Linked DNA regions of Mus musculus: region 2 is linked to region 1. A link is a loop called in an ENCODE intact Hi-C map of the cell type or tissue named here. Cell type or tissue: left cerebral cortex. All regions are shown on one strand. Links, peaks and the distances in the headings refer to the core of each region. The heading gives the core; the rest is flanking DNA.

The links. Peaks named below come from ENCODE experiments on the same cell type or tissue, not always from the same donor. Only the 100,000 strongest peaks of a DNase experiment are listed, where the experiment ranks them.
Region 2: a loop joins it to region 1, with 2.2 times the contacts of the local background. A loop is called at or near these places in 2 of 42 quality-filtered maps.

What each region holds. Positions count from the first base shown.
Region 1 is chr14:100,101,243-100,110,412 of GRCm38, forward strand. Klf12 (Kruppel-like factor 12) reads right to left here. Exons shown (of 7, transcript NM_010636.3): 2 at 8,529-8,618. Among named protein-coding and RNA genes, the nearest start is that of Klf12, 44 kb to the right of the region's middle. In left cerebral cortex, for the core only: no CTCF peak of the experiment used is centred there; a DNase peak (open chromatin) is centred at 3,816.
Region 2 is chr14:100,020,484-100,029,653 of GRCm38, forward strand. It overlaps Klf12 (Kruppel-like factor 12), which reads right to left. Exons shown (of 7, transcript NM_010636.3): 3 at 2,139-2,685. Among named protein-coding and RNA genes, the nearest start is that of Klf12, 120 kb to the right of the region's middle. In left cerebral cortex, for the core only: no CTCF peak of the experiment used is centred there; DNase peaks (open chromatin) are centred at 4,956 and 6,502; H3K4me3 peaks cover 509 bases; H3K27ac peaks cover 785 bases.

The DNA of each region.
Region 1 (9,170 bases), core at 1,747-6,746:
ATTCCATATATGTCTATGTATATGTATATGGCCACATTTAAGTGAAGAGAACTATTATTTATGTGATTCTCCACCCACCTCTGTGTGTGTATGTGTTTGTGAGTGTGTAACCCGAAGAAAATCTGGCAACAACCTTCACTTATATCTACTTATGAGATAGTAATGTAAAAGTCAGTGACCACTGTGGAAAATAAAATTTATAAAAAAGAAAATAAAAAAGCTAAGGTCATGCAAACAGAGACACGAGTCCTCTGTGTCTGTGTTATGACTGATAGGATAATAGACATTATCGATTTGATAACAATGTCTATGAAAATCAAATTCTATTGCAAAAGAGTTTATGGCAAACGACTGGTAATGTTCTTAGTAATGGAAGCATCTTATTCTTAACAGATGCAATATTGCCTGCGGTTATATGACTCTCAAGATGAGGAGATTGTATTAGTGAAAATAATATCCATCCATCCAGGTCTCTGAACTGTGCCATGAACAAAGGCATGGTTCACAGCAAACACTCATCTTACAGCATCGCCTTCATCTTTAGCAAATACAGTGGCATCATGATGATGCATTAGAAGGAGGCCACGCGTCCAACTTTTATATAAAATTGGCCACAGAAATGGACCCATAATCCTGGAGAGTTGTCTTGCTACTTTGCCATGCCTGACTTGGCCAATGGAGGCTAGGGATTTACATCTATAGTTTGATTAATTCCACTCGATTAAAAAATAATTTTAAGTTTTTAAAAGGGTAATAAAAATGAATGAAATGTTCTCTAAAATTTAAAAACAACAAGTTGGCCTTTTTTTTTTAATGGAAATCGGCTTTGAGTGAATGAACTACCTCAGTCATTATCTTCATAGATTCATCTAAACATATTGTGAAGAAGATGGGGCCCAGCAGGTAAAGGCAAGCCACCAAACCCCGGGGACCCATGTTTGAGTCCCAGAGCCAGATCATAGAAGGAGACAACTCTCTCCCTCAATTTGTCTTCTAAATTTCACACATGAGCAGTGGCACTCACACACACACACATACACTCTACACTCTCACACACACAGAGCGAGAGAGAGAGAGAGAGAGAGAGAGAGAGAGAGAGAGAGAGAGAGAGAGAGAGAGAGAGAGAGAGCAGAATCTTTTCTAAAAGACAATGGAAATAATATATTTAAACAAAACCATCATAAAAAATAACAAGTGGAAAGAAGAAATCCGAAGCTGGGTGCATTCACTGCAGACTACATGCAGTATCTTGACCTCTGTAAGTAAATCTGTATTTACTGGGCCAAATTAAATTAAAATTTTTTAGTAATATGCTTTTGATATTTCTTTTACATCAATATAATACTGGAAATTGTTTATTATCCAATCAATGTGATTATTAGCTAGAAAAGCTGTAAAAATGTAGCTACAAAGACAGACAGTTTGCAATAATGAAATGGTTTCAACTGGGAAGACAGGGACTTGTCCCTAACCATTCTATGCCCACTACTGGTTCTCTGATCTTAGACACAGGGCTATCTCGGCAATCTTGTTGATAGATAGAGATGGTATCACCTTGATGCACTTGGTTCCTAAGCTCTATCCAAGACTATGGTGCTCGGCTGATGAACTGACCGCTTCATCTCTGACAGTAACAAAAACACCTGTTTTGTTGTTGTTGAGTGTGTGGATGCTCTAATTTCTCTACATTTTCTACTTCTCTGTATGTGTACCTGTTTTGGCTGGATGCCAGACACTGCCCTTGTCAATTTATTTAGGGGTCCAGGTTAGTGACTTCCTCTGGGGTGGCTTAGGTTCTGGAACAGGGATGAATTACATACATACAGACCAGTTTGATCTTTTCAGTGGCTGATTCCAGACTGACTAGGGAAGACACTAGTCTGATGTTTCTAGGACTAGCCCACAACCCAGCATCAAGCTGGGGGTCTCTCTGGGCCCTCCCAGGACCCATGTTTGCATTTTGGTTTGCATAGACATGTGTGCTCTAAGCATCAGTTGGCTTCTGTCCCTCTAGATGGTAGATGTGTGCCTTCCTTCTTTTGCAGAAAGCTAATCACCCAGCCAAAGGCTTTGATGCCCTCTGTGAAGGTCTCTGGAACACTATAATAACGCCATCTTTTCTTCCATTGTTGCCAGCTGTCACAGCCTCTCCAGGTTCCATTTTCTGCTCCACATGGAGACACTTGCAGGCCTTTCTTGGTAATTTGCCCGTTTTGCAGCTCTAATGCTACCTGCAGGTCACAGGGAGGCGACCCCTGGTTTTGCTCTTGTGCTGAGGGCCATTGCCTCTTGTACAATAGGTTAAAAATAGGATGTTTGTTTTGTTTCATCTTCCAGGAGTTTGTGTTGGAAGTCGATTCCCACAATAATCAACCCTTCCTGATCAGAAGTGAAATTTTTCCATGGGTTAAGTAGAATATTTTTGTGAGGCACTTCTTAAACTGTATCACCACTCAAATGTGAGCTCAAGAAAACATCTCTAGACAGAGAGAAACACATGCTTCATGGTATACATATGTGCACTCCTGTGGCAAGGATGAGAAACCTGGACCACAGTCTGGCACAAGCTCAAAATTAACCCAAAAGGTTAATTCGCTTCTACTCCAAATCATGAAATTCCTTAAAGCATATGAAGGAATATCCCTTTTTATATAACACACTGACCCTATACAAATGCAAATGTCTCTCTCAGAAAGGATCACGTGTTCCATTCTCCCCATTTAATGAGTCTGTAGTGACAACTGGTCATCTGTGGGAACCTTGAACCACTGTAGCATAATGGGAGGGTGGGGGCTCGGGATGGTGGGTCGCAAGAGAATAAAGCTGAAGGAGAAAGACTCCAGCTAAAGGGAAGGAGGAAGGACAGAATTACCAACTTCCTCCGGTGCCCAGGGCAGGCCCTGTGGGAGCCGATTTCTGTTCCAGTTATATTTCCCTTGGGTACTATCTGTAATTACTATCACAGCTCATTGATTTTCAATTCTTTCTATTAATACATTTATTGGCCATTCTGACATTATTAAATTCAGATCAACTCTGCATCTCTAGTAGAGGATGTCTCTTCCCTAAAAACAGGAATTCTGTGAGCGTAGAATTTTTTTTTCTACTCTTAAAAAAAAAAAAAAGACTTCACACATTAGCATGATCACAGTGCCTGTGTACGCTTTGCTGTGAAGCCATGTTACTAGCACTCTAAGATTTTACTACAGATCAAAAGAGCTCCACTGTGGGTCATCAGAGAATATGAAATGATAAGCAAATTCATATCTCTAAGATAAGTCTACCAATTTCCTAGCAATGCCAGCCCTTGTTCCACAGTGGGAGGGGAAATAATGAGGGCCTGTTAAAGGGCAACACGAGTGGCATTTTTAATAAACGCCTCCTCCTTACTTCTGACAAAATCATTAAAGTAACTGTGTCTAACCAAGCCTCCACACACGGATGTACATTAAAGATTTAATGTAAAATTAAACAAAGATATTCACTAAGGGAAAAGGGAGCCTTGTTGGATTTTTTTGGTCCCTAACATTGCAGAACTGTAACACAATTGCCTGCCTTAAGCAAGCATTCCATAGCCTATCTCCAAGTCCAGCTCCAGTCCTCGCGTCTGTCTATATTCCTTTAGGAGGTGTAAGAATTGAGGTCTCTTTCAAAACAGCACTGGTCTCTGAATCCTCTCCCTTGTGCCGCGTGGCAAACAAGCACTCGCTTGCAATAAACAGTGTCTGAACGAATCACTGTTCACCCAGCCTTGCCTATTCATGAGCTCCTGCGCTGAGATGATGAGGAATAATGAGTACCATAAAGCATGAAGGCTCCTCCATTACCGCTGCTTCACAGAGCTCATCAGGACGCTGCGAGACAGAAACACCTTCAGCCCTGGGCTAGGAGTGTCCTGAAGAATGTTCTGGAAAAGTTCCCGCAAGCTCTCCCAAAGGAAATCAGCAGACTCTGTTGCCTTCCCAACCCCTCACGCCCCTGTGTCTAGAATATTCATGCTCATCACAACTTCTGCTCTGGGTAAATCAAAAGATGCAAGCCTGCCATCCTAGCGCTCTTGAAGGCTAAATGGTCAAGACCTACCTGAGCTATACCTTGAGTTCCAGGCCAGTTTGAACCACTTAGTGTGACCTTGTCTCAACAAACAGAAAGTCAAAGGAGATCTAGCTACCTGGGAAAGCCCTTGCTTAGAATGAGCAATACTTTAGAGTCCAGGGTAGGAAGGAAGGCAATTTGAAATTTACCTTAAATGTATTTGCTAAATCACAGTGTAACTAACATATATGTTAAAAAATCTCTACTAAAAATAAAACCAAAACTCAGGAAAACTGTAGCCAACGGGGATTGCTGTTTTCTTCGGTAGGGAGAGTGTTTATCACCTCTCTACCACAGACAGGCAAGCTACTGTGTGGCTGAGTGGTTAAGCTACTCCCCAGCTAAGGACGTGGGCTGAGAGAGAATTAGCATGATTGACAGAGCTGGTACCTGATGCAATAGGCAGCTGCACTCTCACAGGACCGACTTTAATGTCTTTGCGGTTTTGGTGTCCACGCACAAGTAGCTTCAGTTGGAGTATGACGGCGAAATCTACCACTGGAGGTGCTCTCCCTCACCTCTCGACCCTCTAGGTCATAAGATAGAGAGGACGCCTGGGAAGTAGCATCTCCCCCACAGCATCCCCACTGCACAGATGAGGACAGGAAAGACCAGAGATGAGAAGAAACTGCTTACTGTCGCTCAAGCCGGTAAACTGCGGGGCGAGGAATAAAGTCGTACTTTGTCTTTGACGGAGCCCCTTTTCCTTTACTCGGCCTCCTCTCTAGTATGATAGTTCTAGAACTCTTTTTCGGCTGTCCTCCTTTGCTTAAAAAACACGTTAGAACATCCAACGGCTGGCAGCATTTGGGAAGCTCTTTTAACAGCAGGGTAGATGCACCAGAGGTCACGGACAAAGTCATTCCCTCATTCCTTGCTGTGCCTCTGCAGTGTACCATAAGAGCACATTCCCGTGCTGCAGGCTGCTGAGCAGCATATCCTATGTCAGGACGAGCTTGAAGGAAACTGAAGTAACGGGACAGTGTAGTGATCTGCAACATCACTAAAAGTCTGAGCCTTGGAACTCTGCACAGAGCAAGCTAATGCCTGTATGTGGCTATTCCTACTCAGTTCACATGGCTACAAGACAAGGACCTCTGCCCCAATGAGAATGTTAGTGTCCAAAGTGTGCTAGTCCGTGTTTATGTCCACAGTTACCATATGAGGTAGACAAATCAAGCTGACCACAAGCTGATTGCAGTTACATACATGCCAGGATGGGTAGAATGAATACACATTGGATAAATCACATAAATTGAGCACGTGGCATGTACTCAGAACCAATAAAAGTACAAAGAAGAAATCAAAGAAATATCCCCTACTCTCTAAGAGCTTTCATTCTGACCCAAGAAATATAATCAAAATCCACACTTAGAATTTTCCTTAAGTGAATGGCAGTCAGAACTTCCCAAGAAAGATTTAGCCATGTCCAAATTTGTTATCTATTTGATATTCTGTGATCTGAGGTTAGGGCATGAGGGAAAGCTTTTCTAATGCTGAGAGGTAGCCGTCGAACACCAGAGGAGCTACTTGTGTGTACAAGTAAAACACAAAGACAGCAAGGTGACTCAGATGTGAGCTCGGGTGCTTATTCAGTCAGCTACCCAGTCTATCAACCATGTCCACTCTCCCTCATCCCAGTTATCCTCCACATCTTCCTTCAAGACTGTGATATGTCCTCACTAGGTCCTGAATTCCTGGGAGAAAGTGAAACAGGCAGAGAGCAGTGGACAGCAGGAGGAAACCTGAGGGACAATTTACCAGAAGCAGGACAGAAGAGAGTCTGCCATGGGAAATGGGAACAGAAAGTGCATGAAATTCTTGAATATGTTGCATAGAAAAAACAAGGCAAAACCCCACTTACTTTCTCAAAAAACTTAAGGTTGATTTGTGTATCTTAAAGGCAGTATCGTTGTGAGACATGGCTGTTACAGACTGGACAAAGGTGACAACTCCAGACATCTTTATAGATTGCTACCACATAGCAGGGTCTCCTCCACGTTTATTCCTTGTAACCAGCACAGGTCACCATTTTCAAGACTCCATAACTTCATTTCCCATGAACATCCATTTAAATATCTCTAACATATTGACGTTTTATGACACGTTAACTTCAATCAGCTATCACATGGGAAAGGTGTTAGAAAAATCTTTAAAGCTCTAGCTCTCTTTCTCTAAAAATAAATCGGAGGTGCAGAACTCAGGCTATGCACCCCTTGTCCCATGATCTCTACTGAAAAGTGGTCTGACAGGAAAATCACTAAAATTTTAGATTTTATCTATTTGTAAGGAGAGTCAAAAAATTTAGAAAATGCAAATTATTATAGTCTCTGAAGAGTTGAAGTCATAATCATGTCATTAAACACTACAGGCAGTTTCTCTTAAAGCTTTCCAACAGAAGAAAAGAGGATTATATCAGTAGTAGAGCTAAGAAGTCCATATAAAGCGGAAATAAAAACAAAGACTTTATTTCCTTCCACCATGTACAAGTTAATTAGAGGACCAACATCTGCACCACTCATGGAAGACAAAGTTGATTTTAATGAATAGGAATTAATTAATAATTAGGAGCTCAGGAATGTTTCCTGTCCACATTTAAGGACAAACAGAACTTTCTACAAATCATGTGATGTACAATTCCTATCCACTATAAAACTCTGTGAATATTGGTCTTTATTTACTGAAAGCCCTGAGTCTTTCACACAAACCTTAGTATGAAACTGAAAAATGACCAAAACGTAGAAAGAATTTGCTACATATTGTTAGAGCCTATAAGGCTGGGAACAGTGACCTCTGGTTTTAACCCCCGGTCCACACCATAGCTTATGAGTTTCTGTCCTTTGTGCCCTTCTCTAACATGTACGGCTTCAATAGATTTATTGTTGTTCACGTTGAAGAAAGCACAATAAGATTAAAGGAAAGCTGGGAAATACAGACTGCCCTTTCCTCCTTTCTCCCTATCAGCGAGAAAAGGCCCCCTTCCCTATATTACCATGCAGAGAGAAACGAATTAAGTCTATAGAGCACTGAAGACATATACAAGTCCTTCCTGTTGTTAGGTTAAGTATTCAAAGTTAGAGCCAACTGTACGATTTGAAGGATGGGGAAGGTTAACCTGATGGGCCTGACCGGAAGCTACAGAGGAACACAGAACTTTCCCACAAAGCTTATCTCTGAAGGGCTAACACTGGTCCTGTGTGCTCCTCTCTTTGACGATACTCTCTACTCTCTGAGCACGGAGGGGTCCTTATTGCAGCACAGACCTCAAGGATTGTTAGTGATGAACAGTCTCTACACATTTGATTTCAGTGTTAGAAAAGCCAGTGCCACACATCCAGATGAAGTCCCCTCCTCAGGGGCCATTGGAGAGACCTGATTGGCGCGCAGGCTTGCAGTGAAAAGAGAGGATGATGAGATGCTACAAGGGGCTGCTTAGTGCAGAGGCATGTGGGACTTACTGAAAGAACCAAAGGGCTCCTACAGGTCCCTAACCTCAGCAGCCATGACCAAGATGATGGCACACTAAGATGCTAGGCCTAAGGGTGTTCCAGATGGACATGACCACACTGATTGTCAGCCAATATTTGTGAGGCGATATTAACATTTAAATTTTTTTACAAAGATTTCTTTACAAAATTACTAATGTTTAGTTTTGATTTCTTTTAGTAAGGCATACATTAGTATGGCATAAATGATGGATTTATTTATGTCCCCTGTCAACTTTCTGTGCTGCCTAAGAGGTAGCAGTGTCATAAGGTGTGTCGCCAGTGTGTACCCAGGGATATAGTGATTTCTCCTTTAAATGCCATGGTCAGATGCCCTAATTGTTTATACTGGCCTTATTGGTTTCCATTAGGGAAGCTTTGAATGTTATTAATAATAAAATTGCCAATTGTGGTTTCATATGAATTCTGTGTTCCTAGGTACCCTGTATCCATAAATTAATTTATGAATTTAGCTATGCTTTTGGGTACTTTTCACATTAACTGTCCCGATTTTCTCAACCATCTAGAATTGGAACAGTTTTAAATATCAGGGAGAAGCACTAGATACAATACAACCAAGAAATCCATTTAACCAACAGTTAGCACTCCCATGCCTATTCTCTGCCATTTCCTAACTTAGAATTTTACACTGAGGAGTTACACTCCCATCTTACATTCAATACTTTCTCTTTACTCTGGATTTGGTAGCTTTGCATGCAGCAATTTTCACTCAGCCACAAGGGTCTGTCTCCTCAGGTGCATCATGAAGTCCTAAGTTTCAGAACACCTCAAAGGGGATGCTGGTGTCTAAGGCTGCAAGTGGATGAGAGTCAACCACAGACAGGCTCAGGTGATTCCTTAGGCAGGGGACAAAAGAGACAGGGCAACTCTGCAAGTGAATGGGCCAGTCATGAGAGGGAGGGGGCCTCTGCGGAGGTCTCTGCTTACCCCTTGTTCAGATTCCACAAGCTCGGTTTTGACTCTGACTGCCGGCATTCCATCAAGCATTAGCATTCTGTTCTCAAGGGCGCTGAGATTCTGAGGATAGAAGAAAGAGTGAGATTCAGTTCCGAAGCAGCGCCAGAAGAGGCCATCCCTGGGAGTCTTCCTTCATTGCCAACCCTCAAGTGTTGCTGACCTAATTCTTCAAGAATGGAGCCTAATTAAATGAGGATATCAGCATGACCAATTATCCTCCTATGTGAACTTTCATTTGAAATAATGACTAGGAAGTTGACTAAATCAATGTGACTCTCTGACCCCTGGGTTGGAGGTCAGGCCATAATAAACTGCGGTGTGGAAGCATTACATTAATTTATATGGGGCTGGAAAATTTATCACACCTTCTCAATAGTGGGAGGAAATACACGGCAAGGTTCTTTCTCTTATCCTTAGTTCTGCCAGCTGTCTTGTGTACAGAGCCATAAATGAAAAGTCAGATTAGAGAAAAACCAGAAAACAAACAAACAAACAAAAACTTATATTGTCTAAGCCTGAATAATCTCAAGACAAAATAATATAATCCTAGATTTGTTGAAATTTTATACTATGCCAATTATGAGCAAATGAAAATTCCTACATATTAGCTCC
Region 2 (9,170 bases), core at 2,011-7,010, 80 kb before region 1:
AGATGAATGGCAAAGCTTTCCTCAAGGAGACTGAGTGTTGGTAAAAGATTGATCAGTGTGTTCAGACCAGCAGCTATGGCTTCCTCCTCCCAGATGGCTATAAGCTGAGCTTGCCCCCTCATAGAGCCCACTGAGCCTAGCTCACCATGGCCCCTGGATTGTACCTAATAAACATGCTGATGTCGAGGTTGGTAGCAGTAGGAAAGCCCAACCTGATCCCAGTTTCAATATATGTGTATCCATGCCTTTCTCTCCCCATACCCCTAGGCAGGGTGCTAGAACCTAAACCATGTGAAGCACGGCAACAGGGGTTGTTAGATAAAGCAATGAATGTCTGTTTACTTGTCAACCTTGAAAACTGAAACTCCTGAATCAGGAGATTTTTAACTTTGTTAAAGAGGGAAGGTGAAACTTATTTGAGTGCTAGGAAGAAATTTAATATTGATAAAATAATAACTTCCAGGGGTAAGCACACAGCTCTATATAGATGTTTATAAACATACTGCCAAGTTTTCAATAATATATCATCTCTCAATATTGAATCCTACCTTTTACCAGAAGCAAAACAACCGTGTTTCCTTGTATTTTATGAGCAGACAGCAGTTTATGCATTCATTGATCATGTTTTAATCATGGGCCTCAGTAGTAATACAGTGTCAGAGGAAAAAGCAATATTGGGCAAATCTGATCCTAGCATCGTGTCTGGCCTCTGCAGACAAAATACACAAATATGCACTCAGTTTCATAGTGAATAAGTCAATAATATGATATTTTTATATTTGAAGAAGGGTGGTATAGTATTTAGGTTTGTATGTAGAAAAGAAAATAGGCAAAGTCTAATGGGATTTCCAATTTCTTCTATTAAAACTCTGCAAAAGGCAATCACTTATGCACAGAAGGTAACTCCATATACAGCTGCATGACTACCACAATGAATGAAATAACTAGATATTGTAACATCAGCATTTCACAAAGTATCTTCTTACCTCCAAGAATTAGAGGGAACATTAGTGTCCTGCATTGAAATATTTCCATTATAGATCACCGATACTTAAGACAATAGTCATTGAATTAGAAGGTGATTCAAAGCAAACTCTATTTGCAAGTTTAAAGATACACATCTATCCTTGTGTCAGGTTGTGCTGGTCTGAAAGAGAATGGTCTCCAAGGACTCCTCGACCTAATGCTTATTCATCAGGGAGTGGAACTCTCCGCAGAATGAGAAGGATTAGGAGGTGTGGCTTTGCTGCAGTAGGTGTGGCTTGTTGGAGGAGGAAGTTTCAAAAGTCCATGTTAGGCCTCCCGTGTCTCTGCTGTGGATCAGGATGTAAAGCTCTCGGCTACTTCTGCATGTTTCCTGCTATCATGTTCATAAACTAATGCTCTGAAGCTGAGAGCCAGCCCCCAACCAATCGGCTTTCTTTGTAAGATGCCTTGGTCATGATGTATCTTCACCATGTACAGAGTAGTAAATAAAGACAGTCTTTTGTTACATATACCTTGGCTGACTTGGAGCTCTCTCTATAAACCTGGCTGGCCTCAGACGCTTAGAGGTCCACTTTACTCTGCCTCCCAAGTGCTGTGATTGAAGGAAGAGTCTACCACACCTAGCGGAATCATTGTAATATCAAATTATTTTAAAACGCACTCAGAAATAGATGTATAAATTCCATTCAGTCCATCATCATGGCATTTTGTATTACTGCCATCTAAAAATTCTTGTTTGAACAAGTACAAAAAAAAAATCCTTATTTACCTGAAAGCACTCACAATGACTAATGTCTATGAGGGATTTATATATGTTCATTTCGCATGTAATTCTGTTGTAAACAGGCTGTCTATCCCACTTTACCATTCAAAGGAAGCATAATTCTGTAAATTAAGATATCAATACTCTGACACAAAATGGCTCAATAAATACGTATATGGACTTAGCCTAGCTAAGGGAAGTGTCTATAAAAGTGTGGCTGCTTCAAGCAGTGCCCTATTCAATATGGCCAATCATATGGTCTACAAGGTTCTACACAGAATTTCTTTGAACATAGTGTCTGCACACAATCTAGGTTCCAGTCATTGAAAAACAAAAATGCATGGTTTTCTCTGGTGTTGTAAAAACATCAAGATTTCATGTCTCTTACCTTTGCCATGGCTCCTCCCATCCTCCAGGAGCGGTACAACAATAGTGTTGTTCACATTTCCAGGTGACCGTACAGCTGTGTAGACAACCGGCACTGACTGTACCACCACAGGGATTCGATGAACATGACTGAGTTTGTTAGACTGTAAGTTCATGGGACTGGAAGGTGGGACCGGATGGATGATGTGCAAGAACTGCTGGCCGCCCACGCCAGATGCAGAGGCAACAAGGGGTCCTGGAGATAACACTGTTGACGAAGACGATGCTGAAGATACTGATGTTATAACAGTGGGGGATGAGGCTGGACGACTAGAAGAGGATGAAGAGGTTGAAGTTGAAGAAGGTGAGGAGGCGGACGCTGTCATGGAGACAGGGGAGGATGACGCTGCAGTAGGGGAGGTCCTGGCTTTGTTGATTGACAAGTCCACTGGCTCAGTTTGTGTCTGAAAGTGATCTACAGGCAGTGAGTCCTCTGGGGGCTCCCCTTTCACATTATTTAGCAAGAGGGGGACAGCTTCCATATCGGGGTAGTTGTGGACGTTTGGAGACTGCAAGGAGAAAATGGAACAGATTTGTCATTATCGCTGATATATTTCAACAAATATATAACTAATTTGAAGGTGTATTAATTTTTCTCTTATTGCAGGGGAGCATTAGTTCTTTCACTCAAATATTCAAGGAATTTTTCTTTGACAGTCACAATAATGACAGCTAAAAGAGCAAAATGCATCAGAGAAGAAGGAAGTCATTTAACATGAGTATGTTTCCTTTTCATTGGAAGGACGCACATACAGCTTCCTAAGATGAATGCACTGGTTCATACAAGAGGTCACAGGAATTTAAAAATAATCACTAAATCCCTGTAGAATCTTCGAAAGACAAGCTCGGTGTGTAAAACACTGTTTCAGAACTGTGCAAACAGGAGTTATTTAACAACAGCATTCCCTTTGTTGTTCTGAGTTGTTCTTGCACTAGCGGTCTGTCTCGGTGTCTTGTTATGAAGGAATGAGAGCTTTCATTAAATGGACTGAAATACCCTCTCCAGCTCTGGAGTTCTACACTGCGGTGAATGATTTTACCCTAGTGCAACATGATCCTGATCTAGAAAGAAAATATCATTCAGTAGCAATCTTGGGGAACTCGCTGTGACCTTTCTACACTCATGTTCAGCACAAGAACTACTGGGACACGCTCATTCAAAGTCGTCAGAAGGCACACAGTCTTCGCCAGTCTCCCAGGGCCGGTCATCAAGTTATCGAAGTTAAATCACTTGTATGTGTTAGATTTTAACCCTCAATACCCGCCACATTTTATTTTGGAAGATATTGAACACAGTTATGATACCTGAACTAGAGGAAACAGGTTTTAGAAAATCTATATGAGAAATTTTAAATTGTCTACAATCACTTTGTTTCATTTAAAATGATTGTTTTGTTTAGGCTCATTTGTATTCCTGTAAGTTTTATTGAAAAAAGTTTAGCAATAAATAGTCTATAGTTTAATATACTAGTATTCTCAGTATATTATTAATGGACATGGACACACACCTATTAATTCCGAAGTTGAACAAGTACCTATGAAATGCACACATCTGGAACCACATGGCCCATGTTCTATTCCAGTGTGTCAGTAGAGCCTTGATAGAAGCAGACCATAGCAGACTATTTTGTTACACCTAATTTAACCAGGTCAACACTCACATTAGTATTATTCTCTCAGATGAAAACCCCAAATCATTATTTTCTGCTTTCTTATGGTATTGGAACAACAATTATGTGAAGTTGGTCATTTCATGAAAGATTTTCATTTGCTAGTCTTCCTGAAAACATGAAAATGCATTTTAAGGTTTTAAAAGAAACATTGTTCTTAAAAACTTTCATTATTGAATATAAATTATAGTTCTATTCAGAGGACACAATAGGCAGGAGTGTGAGGGTGTTTTATTCTGCCACAATGAAGAGAGAGAAAAAAACAACAAATCAACTGTGGCAGCGGATCAAATGAAAGGGAAATGGGCTGATGTTTTAATGCCTTTTCCCTCTTACCTAAAATGACTGCCTGCAAAAGCACATGAATTAGTGCTATAAAAGCTCCGAGTTCTGCAATGCCTCCTGTATGGAATTCTAACCAGGAACTGCACTTTAGGCATTAAAGCTGAGAAACAATTTAATAAACCATCCCAAACACATTAAGAAACAAACAGCCAAACACCCAAACAATGTAAATTTCACGACTTCCATGCACGTCTGAAGACATTATCACTCTTCCTATTGGACAGGATGCTTACTCTCAGAAGCATCATTAGGGTTTTGTTTTCATAGAATACTATGAGTTGTTTCTTATCAGCATATTACACACACATAGAAAACCCTGGTGGATATTGCTTCCATAACAGATAGAAACTGGTTCAAAATCCAAAATATAAATCATTAAATATATTATTAAACAGTACCAATCTCTTTAATGACACATACCCTGGATCCATTACATATTAGACAAATTCAAGACCTTTAATTTGGAAACGATGGTTATTTTGACTCTATGCAGAAACTGACGTTTGCAGATAAAGAGGTGAGGAGCCTGTAGGAACCATTCCTAACAGAAAGGAAAGCATGCGTTGGTAGACTATGTCAGGAGAACTGGGGCCTATGGAGCTGATAAAGAGGAGGCTCCAGGGCATGCGGCATCACTGAGCTTCAGGAGGTGCCCCATTTTCTCTGTGTTGTGACTGAGAGCCCACCATTTGCCTGGCATTATCTAATCTCCAACTTCCACCAAAAGTCATGCTACAGCATCAGCTAACGACATCCGCTCAGCCTCACTGGAAAGATGATATTTCCATAAAGACAAAGCTCAGAGCATACCTAGCTTTTCCCAGATGCCTGAAAACCGCACAGCTTTCTCCTACGCAAAAACTAAAATAACTAGGAAGCATAAACCAAACCTTTAGATCACACACTAGGGGCCTTGGAAAATTATGTGTAAATTTATAAACACAAACATTACAGAGACACACGGCAGCTCCTCTTTAATATACAGCCGTTGAAATGAAGCCATACATTAAATAATTATGCCCTATCAGTATCAAGACAATAACATCTTTGTTGTACCCTTCATCTGCTTTCAATGTTGACAGGGTATCATATGCCAAAAGCCATTACTACTCTCCGGGGACACAGAACCATGTTGCAGGTAAAAGTGTCTGTACTTCAGCTTTGGGCTGCACAGACCTGTCTGTAAAGTCAGTGATGTGAGAGGACGAGGCCTTTAAACAGCTGTGCTAGACCCTCCTTCCTCCTTTTAAGACATGGAAAATGCCCATAAGACTCCACTCTGCAATCACCATTGGGCATTTATTTGTTTCCCAAAAGAGGAAATTGGAAATGGATTAATTCCGAGGCTTGGTCCCCCTAAGTGGGAAGCTGAAGTGAGGTGCTGGGAATGCAAGTGACCACCAAGAGGGAGAAGAAGCTGAAGGGAAACAGAGAAGATGGAGAGAGTGCAGAGGAAGCTGGAAAGCAAAGGGGAAACTGGCTGGGACACATGAGGGGTGGGGGAGGGGATGACCTCAAGGGGAAGGGAAACCAAAGAGCCAATGAAAAAGAACAAAGATTGTTTTTACACCAGATACTTCTGTCAATAAACGGAAGGATTGTGCAGCGAAATTTCATCAGCAAAGTCTAAATTCTGGACACATCCGTGGACATCTTATCGCTGTACCAACTAAGTGATTTTTGTGGTTTTCTAATACACACCGATTTTTACTTGGGAAGTTGTCATAGAAACTGAATTTCACTGTTGATTCCCCTGGTATGGAAGATGGAACTCTCTACATTCTCCCTGTCAAGCAAAAACAACCCACTCCTAATGCTACAGGGAATACACGGGGATTTTTTGTCAGAGAGCATGACATTTCATTTTCCAAAAGGTTATATCATACCTTTTGGAAGGGTCCACCATAAAATTTCTGCTACTAAATGATATTTTAGGAAATAATAGTATAAATACATACGAAAGTCCAGTACAATACGTCTGACAATATACTTCACATGCCCCAGAAAATATGTGTGCATGCCTTATCACACATACTAGTAGGCTTTACATACAATAATCAACATGATAAAATGTTACACATAGCATCATAGTGACATATTCACTTAAACAACTTCAGGAACACAGCTGAGCCTTCCTAAGCAAGAACCTCCTTCTGGAAGAAATGAAAATGAAACTAAGCATTTTGTTGAAGGAATGTGCAAAGGAACCCGAGCCTCCCGCGGGTTAGTTCCTGGAGAATCGGAGAGAGGTTTCCCTCAGCCAACAATTACCAACAGCAGAATCTTATCATGGTCTGCCAAGAAACATAAGGCATCTTTAATTGAGATCATGTATTTTAATCATCTGTAAATTTTAAAAAGCAACAACTATGAACGGACACCCCGGGAAATCTCTCCAGCAGAACTCAGGAGTCTTCTAGTGGAGAAGGATTTGAAGAACAGGCTAATGAATGTTATCCAAGATGTATATGGTGCCTGCTACACCTTTAATGGGACCAGAGAGTTGGGGATGTCTTAAACACAAATAGTGTAGTGGCAACTATCTATCAACCATTTCCATAAATTATGCTTTATTTTACTTTAAAAAATTTGAGCAATAATTTCAAGCTTATATTTTAGGCAATGTTCTAAAATGATTTCCTTAATATCATGTCTCTATCATAAGCTGTTCTGGATTGCTATAAAAAAGGAAAAGAGTCTTGGAGAAAAATTCCAACGATTTGAAATCATGATCTAACCCAGTTTAATTTTTATTAGCAGTGTCATTTTGAATTTGCTGAGGTTTTAGGATTTTTCAGAAGAGAAAACAGGAACACTAGTTCCAGCCTTGTAAAATTGCTATGAAGGCTGAGGTGATGTCCCCACGTTCTTGTAGCAGTAAAAAGAGAAGAAGATGAGCAGAATTCTTCGTTCTTGGAAGTAAAATCCTCAAAGAAAGTCAACCGATTTCCAAAAGTGTTGGAAAACTCAGTGAAGCAATAAAATCTGGTCCAAGCTTGCCAAGAGTCTCTGCTGGGATGCATGCCTTACAAAGCAAGCAGATACCCATTATGAAATAGAATACGTGGTTCTCACGGACATCACGGAGTTAAAATGTATCCTGAATATGTGAATGCTTTATTTTTCTTTTTTAAAGATTACTTGGATCGATCCACAAGAAATCCACATCATAGCTGCAGGATCACACGTGGTGTGATTGATTTGATTTCTTGATGCTACCATGTAAACAACCCGCAAAGAGCAGAGCTGGTCTATCACAACACTAGTTTAGTTTTATGAAGTTCAGAGTCTCGCTTAGTGTTCAGACTTGTGATTGAAAATATATGTTCTGGGGCAGGAGGGAAAGGCTCAACACTGAAGGATATTTGCTTCTCTGAACTTCAGCTCTTGGCCAACCCTCACATCAGGGGGTTCACAGGCCCCTGAAACTTCAGAGCCAGACTCCACAGCCCTCTTGTGGTCTCCATGGACACCTTTACTTGTGTGCACCTTTACTGCATTATTTTAAATAAGACTATATTTTAATTAAAGGGCCGTTTTTAAAATATGACATTCATCACAACTCCATACCCCAGGATCTTCCTCTGAGCTACCTGATGAGAGCACCCCACAACTGTGGTTGGGTACTTTGTTCTCAGTGTGCTCCATTGAGCCACCTGATGAGAGCACCCCACAACTGTGGTCGGGTACTTTGTTCTCAGTGTGCTCCATTGAGCCACCTGATGAGAGCACCCCACAACTGTGGTCGGGTACTTGGTTCTCAGTGTGCTCCATTGAGCCACCTGATGAGAGCACCCCACAACTGTGGTCGGGTACTTGGTTCTCAGTGTGCTCCATTGAGCCACCTGATGAGAGCACCCCACAACTGTGGTCGGGTACTTGGTTCTCAGTGTGCTCCATTGAGCCACCTGATGAGAGCACCCCACAACTGTGGTCGGGTGCTTGGTTCTCAGTGTTCTCCATTGGATGCTAGAGCACATGATTCTCTGTACTTTTATTTTACTGAAAATGGTACCCACTTGTTGACCTTTCATTGTATATGTCCCAATACTTATTAATTTGTCTTGTTTCTAGAGATTCTTCTTATCCACATGTTCAAGGGCAGAGTGGTAAACAGAAGTGCCATAAAAACGTAAGTTTATAAAAGCAGGAAGGCATAAAGCTATACTAAAGAAAGATAAACTGTCACTTCACATATATTATTCCTGAGTGAGAGGAAGCCACTCACACTATCCTACTCTGATTACCGATATTAAAATTCTTGACCAAGTTCTCTACAGTGTGAAAGGATGACATGTTTGAATGAATATTTAGGTACTGCTCCAAACCAACATCTCAGTTGAAAATGTAGGAAGTGATTCTTCAAGAAAATACGGGACCTGGTTGGCAAGATGGCTCAGCTGGTAAAGGCATAGGGCTTGTAACCTCAGGAATGGGCATGGTGGAAATTCCACTCCCTCAACCTGTCCTGATTGATATATATGCATGTGTGTGCTCTAGCTCTCTCTCCCTACCTCCTTCTCTCTGTCACACACACACACACACACACACACACACACACACACACACACTACTAATAGTGCATAAAAGAAAAACCAAAATGTAAGTAAATCAATGATCTTGTGCTTGGTATGTGTTTATCAGCTTAACTCCCGAACTGAGAATGTGAGCCTTCACAAAGTGTTGAGCACAAACGTGCCCACTGAGCCCAGTCGTTTCCTTATTTCATAGTTGTTATATTTCCTATGACTTTTCACTACAGGGCTTTCCCAAGTTACATCGTTTATCCAAATCAATCAGAATCAACATTTATAGTTGACTCCCCTCTCAAACTCTGGAGTGGACACGTGTGTTGATTTAAAGAAGGGAAAGAAAGGGGATTTTGTGTGTCTGATTTTCAAATTAACAGCAGACATCCATAAGTACCGAAATGATGGACAACTATGTCCAGACATGAATGTCAATATTATATGTAAATA